Linked DNA regions of Mus musculus: region 1 is linked to region 2. The links are chromatin loops, found by intact Hi-C in ENCODE. Cell type or tissue: heart. All regions are shown on one strand. Each heading gives the region's core, and the rest is flanking DNA. Links, peaks and the distances in the headings are about the cores only.

Evidence for each region. A loop is a pair of places that touch in the nucleus more often than their neighbours do. Peaks named below come from ENCODE experiments on the same cell type or tissue, not always from the same donor. Only the 100,000 strongest peaks of a DNase experiment are listed, where the experiment ranks them.
Region 1: it touches region 2 in a loop (1.8-fold over the local background); 3 of 42 quality-filtered maps call a loop at or near these places.

Annotation. Positions count from the first base shown.
Region 1 is chr15:62,050,244-62,054,633 of GRCm38, forward strand. The region is part of intron 1 of Pvt1 (Pvt1 oncogene); the gene reads left to right. Among named protein-coding and RNA genes, the nearest start is that of Pvt1, 14 kb to the left of the region's middle. In heart, for the core only: no CTCF peak of the experiment used is centred there; no DNase peak of the experiment used is centred there.
Region 2 is chr15:62,133,120-62,137,509 of GRCm38, forward strand. All of the region lies in intron 1 of Pvt1 (Pvt1 oncogene), which reads left to right. Among named protein-coding and RNA genes, the nearest start is that of Pvt1, 97 kb to the left of the region's middle. In heart, for the core only: no CTCF peak of the experiment used is centred there; DNase peaks (open chromatin) are centred at 1,932 and 3,992; H3K27ac peaks cover 1,062 bases.

The sequences.
Region 1 (4,390 bases), core at 215-4,214, 83 kb before region 2:
GTCGTGTTCTTCCCTAGAGAAGACCATTTCTCCTGTCTCAGCTTTTCTTAGTAGTCTTTTACATAGGGTTGGGGCCTTGTGGGCTTTATTCTACCAGTGTTGTTAGCATGTTGTTTTTGTCCTTGTTCATGTTCAGCTCATGTTTAGACAGTCATGTTGGAGAGCGGGTGTAGCTTCTGACGTTTCTAGAAGACATGTTCTTACAGAAAACTCACTGCTTCTTTGACTCTACAATCTTCCTATTATCCTTTCTTCCACAGTGAGCCCCTAAGCCTTAGGGAGCTATACTGTAGATGTACACTTTGGGATGAGGCTCTATAGCTTTGTATTTTGATTGGCTATGCTTTTTTTTTTTTTTTTTTAATTGTCTTTGTCTTTTGCAAAAAGAAGTTTTCTTTAAAGGAGGTGTTGAGGACTACACTTACCTGCGGGTGTAAGGACAAAGGTTTTGACCATAGTTGGGGATTATGCTGGTTTAGTAGAGTAGCAGTTACAGCTCCTCTTACAAGATTTCCTAACCCTGGGTAGTTGACTAGGTTTCCAGTACAAGACATGGGTTTCCCTTTGCTGAGCAGGTCTTCTCTTCAATTAAAGAGCTGTGGTTACAGTTATGACATGCATGCCACTATTGCACCTTTAGGCTTACGGAGCTATGCTGGTTGTCATTGTGGATTGGTGGTGTCATAGCTGGATAGGGCTGTTGGTTCTTCCCTCCTTTGAAAGGCTGTGTTCAGGGAAGAGGATTTCAGGTCAGGTCCAACCCCAATTCCATCTAGACCCTGAGTATGAAGTAGATGGTATCTTCCCCTGAAGCATAATCTTGCTCTATGGCTCTGGCTGTCCCAAAATTTACTCTGTAGGCCTTGAACGATCAGCAATTCCCCTGCCTCAGCCTTGCAAGTGCTGAAATTACTGGTGTGCATTGCCACATTCCAGATTGTCACCTTGACACAAACTATGTCTCCTGGGAAATGTAACTTTAATTGAGCAATTGTCTTCACCATTGACTTATAAAAATATCTCTGGGGTATTTTCCTAATTAATTAATTAACTAACTAACTAATTAATTAATGAGAGCCCAGAACACCATTGGCAGGATCATCCCTAGGTCCTTGTCTGTTTAAAATCCATAGCTGATCAAGACATAGGTAATAAATCAGTAATCAGTGGCCCTCCCTGGTCTCTGCTTCAGTTCCTGCCTCCCTGTACCTGTCTCTATGGGATTCTAGTTTTCCTCCTGAGTGGGTCCCAGCTTCCTCCAAGGTCCCTTGGCTTCCCTTGAAGATAGGCTGGAACCTGTCAGCCAAATAAACCCTCTCTTTCTAAGTAGGTTTCAGCCAGTATTTTACTGCAATAACAGAAAACAAACTAGAACAACGCATGTTTTTAGACAATTTGTTTTGTTTTGTTTTGTTTTTGTTTTTGTTTTTTTTGTTGTTGTTGTTGTTGTTTGGTTTTTTGAGACAGGGTGTCTCTGTATAGCCCTGGCTGTCTTGGAACTCACTCTGTAGACCAGGCTGGCCTCGAACTCAGAAATTCGCCTGTCTCTGCCTCCCAAGTGCTGGGATTAAAGGAGTGCACCACCACACTCAGCAACAATTGTATTTTTTAATTGACATAAAAATTGTCTTTATTTATGGAGCAACATATGGTATTAAGGTGTGTATAGACATGTTTGAATCTGAGTAAGTGTATCTCCTTTAGAGTCTGATCATTTCTGTGGGAAAACATACAAACCTTTTCTTTTAGCTTTTCTGAAATATACCTTACATTTTTATTACCAGTGTGTTCCAGCATACTAAACACATTTCTTCCATCTGATTGTGGCTCTGTGCCCAGAGGCTTAGCCTCATTGTCCCTTGTGCTCCCCAGCTTCTTTCTGATGACCACCATTCTACTCTCAAACTCAAGGACATTGGCTTAGGTGACTTAGTTGTGAGATCATTCGGTATCTTCCTTGCCTGCCTTATTTTACTTAACACCGTGCTACCTTTAATGCTGTTTAGTGGACAAACATAAACTGGATGTTTGTGTGTCCACTCAGATTCTTAGCACTTGGGAGGCGGAGATAGGAGCTTTAGCAATTCAAGGTCAGCTTCAGCCCCTTAAGAATTCAAGGCCAGGTCCAACTCCAATTCCATCTAGACCCTGAGTATGAAGTAGATGGTATCTTCCCTTGAAGCATGATCTTCCTCTATGGCTCTGGCTGTCCCAAAATTTACTCTGTAGGCCTTGAACGATCAGCAATTCCCCTGCCTCAGCCTTGCAAGTGCTGAAATTACTGGTGTGCATTGCCACATTCCAGATTGTCACCTTGACACAAACTATGTCTCCTTGGGTCCACAGCTGGGTCCCACTGAAGTCATGACTCGGGAATTGGGCAGTATTGTTAGGATCCTAGCAGTTAGACTTGAGCTTTTAAAGAGACCACTCTTGGCTATATAAACTCTGCTTGCATTGGGCTAGATAAAACTTCTATCTCATTTTTATATAAATATATATTTATAAGATTTTATATTTATAAGAATATAGACATCTATACCTACCATGTATACATTTTGAAAATATGTGTGTGTGTGTGTGTGTGTGTGTGTGTGTGTGTGGGTGGGTAAATGGAAGCAGATATAACTAGCTGACTTCTTCATACTCTTCATACTTTAAGAGTATGGTTTGGGGGGCCGGGGTGCAAGAAAAAAAAGAGAGAGTATGGTTCTCTTTTGTCTGTTAGGCAAAGAGAACAGCACATTTGAAGGCCCGAAAGCAGGAGAAACCTGGGGGTTATTCAGAATGCCAAGAGAATTGTGCAGTTAGGGTAAATATGTCTGTGGGGGCAGGGCCAGGTCTAGGTGGGGACAGTTCCCTGTATAGGGACCCTTCAACGTTCCTCTGTGTCTTCTGCTCCTTTCTCATTGCTAGGTTGAGAATGGATTGGCCAGTTAACAATAGAAGCCAGAAAGTTTGGAGAGAACTCTTCGCTAGTGGGAGAAGGGACGAATACAAATTCAGCATTCATTTTGGAAATAGAAAGGACTTCTGTCTGAATGGTAATGTTTGAGTCTAGATGGGCCCGGACTGTAGTCAGGGGTCTTTTGATATCACCTGAGGTGCTCTAATCTTGCCCGGAGGGAATGTGACTGATTTTGAACTAGGGCAGAAGTGAGATCAGAATGCTATGCCAGATGTGTCTGCATATTCTAGTTTATGTGACCGAGAGAGAGTATGGGTTGTTCTCCAGTTGAGTATTGGACTTTTTTTTTTACCAGTATCAAAAGGAAATAGGAAAAGGAAAAGGCCTGTGCATGGAAAGTCCCCTGGAGTTTATGGAATTGCAGTAGCAGAGAGCATAAGCCTTTGTCTCCATCAAGCTTGGGTCCACAGCTGGGTCCCACTGAAGTCATGACTCAGGAATTGGGCAGTATTGTTAGGATCCTAGCAGTCAGACTTGAGCTTTTAAAGAGACCACTCTTGTCTATATAAACTCTGCTTGCATTGAGTTCAGAGAAGCCCCTGAGGCTGAGGCCAGACTGCCCTAGCTGGCCAGACTGGTTTATAGCTGGAATACACAGCCTGAGGGGCCTCCAGTTTCCTTCAGCTGTTCTATATTCCCACCCCCCCCCCAGCCCGCCTTGCCCTGTCACTGTGGGTGACAGCTCTCCAGAAGTGTGCACTGGGAGGGGATCTGGAGAGTGGTTGGGGGCTGGCTGCAGGCCTTGGGTGCTGTTCTGTGGTCTCGGGCTCTGGTGATGCTTAGCTGGCTTAATTGGCCCTGGCTTCTGTCCTTCCGATAGGGGCCGAAGGCTGTATTTCTTCTCTATCATGACTCTGAACATTCCGTACGTGCTTTTTCTGTCAGAAAGACATTCCCTGCGTGCTTATTCCTTTTAAAAGGAAGAGCAGATTTAAAAAATAAAATTAAAGTCTGTGAGTGCAAAAGGGAGAGATGTATTTTAGTAATTGTGCCATATGGGTGTATGCTATCATGTAAGTTTTTTTTGTTCTTTTTTGTTTTGTTTTGTTTTTTGTTTGTTTGCTTGTTTTTTTGTTTTGTTTTGTTTTGTTTTGTTTTTTGTTTTTTGGTTTTTTGAGACAGGGTTTCTCTGTATAGCTCTGGCTATCCTGGAACTCACTTTGTAGACCAGGCTGGCCTCCAACTCAGAAATTCACCTGCCTCTGCCTCCCAGGTGCTGGGATTAAAGGCGTGCGCCACCACGCCTGGCTTGCTTGCTTGTTTTGAGACAGGGCTTCTTTGTAACCCTGGCTGTCCCCGTAACTCACTTTGTAGACCAGCTTGGCTTTGAACTCAGAGATCCACTTGCCTCTGCCTCCTGAGTGGGATTAAAGGTGTGAGTTACCACACTCGGCTAACAAGGAGGGGGTTTAAGAGTGCATC
Region 2 (4,390 bases), core at 297-4,296:
GACTGCTTTATAAATATTTAACTCCCACTGTTTAGGAATTGCTTGGGGCAGGAGACAAAATAAGAGTTCCTGACTGCCGCATGACTCTCTGTTGTGGTGTTGGACAGTGAGGGAGTCAGAGCTGGAGCAGGGGAGGCAAAGAGGCAGAAACACAGCTCCCTGTGTTGGGGGTATGCTTGGGGACATGTGTGTATGTGCTCATCAAATTGTTTAAATCTATCTAGAACTTCCGTCATATCCAGCTGAAACCTGCCATTGCTGTAGTCCGATAACAGTCCTTATACCCTCTCCCTCACCTCATGCTTTGTTCTCCTCCTAGCCTTCTCCCATGATGGAGATTGAACCTAAGGACTGGAAAAGCAAGACAGCCCCTCTACCATATAGCCACAACCCCTTTCTTCACTTTTACATATAGCACTTTTATTGAGATTTAGTTCAAACACACCCCATTCATCCATACAATAGAATGCTTTTTATCTATTCATGAAACTTGAAGTTGTTAACACAGTCAATTCTAGAACATTTGTATCAATCACAGAAGAAACCTCACCAGTCTCCTCTACCCACCCCCAGCCCCCAGTTTCCCAGGTCCTAGGAAACCACAAGCTTGATTCCTGATACAGTGCGTGTATCTGTTCTGAAAATGTCATATAAATGGGGTCATGTGACAGTCTGCCGTGACTGCCTTATTTCATTCCTGCGACTCTTTAAAGATTTCCCTGTAGCATCTGTCTGGCAGTTCTTTACAACCCCCCCCCCCCCCCTTTTTTTATGGCTAAATGATGTTCCATACTTGAACATCACCTGCTTTTGTTGACCATGCCTTTGTAGTGGACATTTGGGGACAGCAACACTCTAGCTGAAAGATTAAAACATGGCTGACCCAGCATTATGTGACTAAGGCAAAGCTGACTTCACAAAGAGGATCCTTCATCGTGTTGGTCTAGGTCATGCTTAAGGACACATTCTTTTCAATGGGTAAATTCTGAGCTTTACTCGGCACTAACTGTATGCTGAGAGAAACCTAATCCATTCACAATGTTCTATGGTCCCCTGAAAGGTTACTATCATGCGCTGCCCTGCCTGAGACTCACTTGCATGGGAGACTAGGAGATGTCCATATCCTCTGCTGATGGATTTAGCTCAGGAGAGAGGTATGAGGAGGCACAGCATCTTCCCTTCCTCACCCACAGGCTACTTCTCTTCTCCCATGTGTGCTGGTGACCCTCTGGACCCCGGTCCCCCCCAGCACTCACAGAGAGGCAGGCTGAGTCTTCAGGGTAGGTCAAGAGTTTATGCTCCCGGTCACCTCAGTCACACAGCTGTCATTCAGAGTAAGCCGAAGTGAGGGCTTGCACTGTCCTGGGCAGCATACTATGCAGAGATACCAGAAGTCCCAGCAGTCATCTCGTCTGGAGATAAGCCTTGTTTGGGAAGTTGCATAGCATAGTCATAGTCATATCTGACTCAGGAGCAAGAATGCTGGCCCTCTTCTCTACCTATCCCATCCCATCCCATCCCATCCCATCCCATCCCATCCCATCCCATCCCATCCCATCCCATCCCATCCCATCCCTTCCCATCCCATCCCAGAACCTGTCTCCATGCTCTCCAGCTTCAAACACTCTGCAGACAGACCTCCCTTCTTGGTCTCCTGAAGACTCTGAAGATTCTTGACTGCCCGTTATTTTCACTCCTGGGCCAGAGAGAGCTTCCCCAGGTTGCTTTGTGGCGTGTTTGGTTTTGTTGGGTTTTGATTTCCGTCTTTTCAGGCTAATCAGACATCAGGAAAAGTCTGCACTGAGTCACAGTCGTGGCTATTCCCCTGTTTCCTCTGTCCCTCCCCGCCTTCCCTCTGAGCATCCTTTCCTGGGCCAGCAATGACCTCAACAGCAGGAGGCCTAGCTGTGGGCAAAAACGCCACCGTCCTGTTATTCAGTCCAGGAACTGCATGTGATAATTTCTGCCTTGGACTTCCCATTAACTGGCCCACTGAGGCCTCCTTCTCAGCACTGTTGGGAAGAGGCTACAAGTGAGACAGTCAGTGACGTCATGCAGTGATCACTGGCCTCTGCGTAGAGGCTAGGAAGATGTCCTGAAGGACTCCTGGATTCCCTCACTGGCTTTGTCAGCTGGCAACTCATCCTTTTCTGGCCTCACTGCTTCTGTTTGCCCTGGACCTTCTTCCTGGCTTATTCATCCTTTTTCTCTCTGACCTGACAAAAGGCTTCTCAAAGGCAATGTGAAAATGCCACCTCCTCTTTGAAGCCCTCCTGGGTATCTGTGAGTGATACTGAAGCTTTTCAGCAGAGCCCTGAAATGGAAGAGCCATGGGCTTGTCTTTACTATGCTGCTGGGCATGGGTGGAGGGGGTGGAAGATGCTGTGGAGCAGAAAAACATGTTCTAGGGTCAGGTGGGGACTGTCTTAATTAGGGTTTCCATTGCTGTGATGAGATACAATGACCAAGGCAACTCTTATAAGAACAGCAGTTAATTGTGGCTGGCTTATAGGTTCAGAGGTTCAGCCCATTATCGTCATGGCAGGAAGCACGGCAGTATCTAGGCAGGCATGGCACTAGAGGAGATGAGAGTTCTATATCTTGTTCTAGAGGCAAACAGAAGAAGACTGGCTTCCAGGCAGCTAGGAGAAAGGCCCTAAAGCCCACCCCCTAAAGTGCCTGCCTCACTTCCTCCAACAAGACTATACCTCCTAATAGTGCCACATCCTAGGCCAAGCATATTCAAACCACCACAGGGACTTTGCAATCAACCACCTTCCCTTGCTTGCTGAATGAATTCAAACAAGTGACAATTTCCCTAGATGTTGTGAACAAACCCTCGGGCTACTTCCCATATATACCCCAGGGCCTTTGCGTATGCTCAACCAGTAGCAGTTTTCTTACTGCACGACATAGGCCAATCTACCAGCAGAGTTTAAGCAGAGAGATGGGTGTTAGGTGATAGCTGGTGGGTAAGGGACATCCCCTTCTGTAGACTCTTGGGTCAGTTTAGTGAGGATCCTTTCTCCTCCCATAACTGAACTGACTGGTTCTTTGTCTTTTGCTCTAACCCTGGTGATATCTGCTTCCCTAGCCTGTCTTCAAGAGGAATCTCATTTGATCACTTAGCCCAGCATACCTGTCATGAGTGATAGTTCTTCCTGGGGATTGTCTGCATCCTGACCCCAGCCTTCCCCTTGATCAGAAGAAGGCATTGGATCTCATTACAGATGGCTGTGAGCCACCATGTAGTTGCTGGGAATTGAACTCAGGACCTCTGGGCTCTTAATCGCTGAGCCATCCCTCCAGCCCTGCACTGTCAACCTCACTGGATTAAAAACCATTGTAGAGTTAATAAAGCAGGGCTTGAAAGTGTCTCTGAGGGTGTTTCAGAGAGGAATAATTGGGAGGATAAAACCCACACTGAAGATAGGCAGTACCATCCTTTAGCCTGTGGGCCTAGACTCCATAGAAGCCAGCCAGCATATTCTCTCTGTGTGTCTCTCTGTCCTTTTCTTTCTTCATTGGCATGAGCTGTGTGCTTCATTACAATCTTGCCACAATGGACTGACCACAAGCAGAAAATAGCATTTTTCCCTAATGTTATCCCAGGTACTATTTCACGGCAAGAATTAATAACCCCTCTAAATCTCCAACCGTGATGATCTCAAGGAAGTCCTGATCTGCTTTCCACAAGCAACACTAAGGCACTCTCTGGGTCTAGATAGCTGAGCTCCAAACAAGGACAGAGGGTTGCCATGCCCCTGAACACGGGGTCCTCTGCTCAGTTTTGAGATTCAACCATGGAATCATCACCACCATCCCACCCCTACCCCTCCCTTCCAGTGCATGTGGATGAGAGGGAGATAACCAATCATTTCCTACCTCCAGTTCATCCCTGTCTACCTACTCCACCCGCCTCCTGCCTCGCGCCTCTGAGTCTGGCCACGTGGTCTGCATCCTTTGAAAGGGGACACACTGCTGCTCATCGCCTGCCTGGCTGTGGTGGCTGTGGAGCAGGGACTGAGAATAAGCTTGTGTCCGAGGCAGCCCTCCAAATACAGCATGGCTAGGCTGACCTTTAAATAGATGGGCTCCGAGCCACTCAGTTCCTGGAAGTTTGAAGAAAGTCAGCCTTTAAAGTGATGCGCCTTGCAACCTCAGGAAAGATCTGTGTGTTTGCAAAGGCAGTAATTTACGGCTGCTTTTGCAATTCATGCTATGTGGCTGTGCAGCCGCTGGGAGCCAACATGCCAGTGTTAGGAGGGGAAAATCCTCAAGTATTTTAATATACCCCTGCTTGAAGCAAGATAAACATATGTATTGTACTTTGCGACAGAGGCGTGGTGAGGCGAAGGCAGAGGCCTGGCAAGGCATGAAAGGTCCTTTG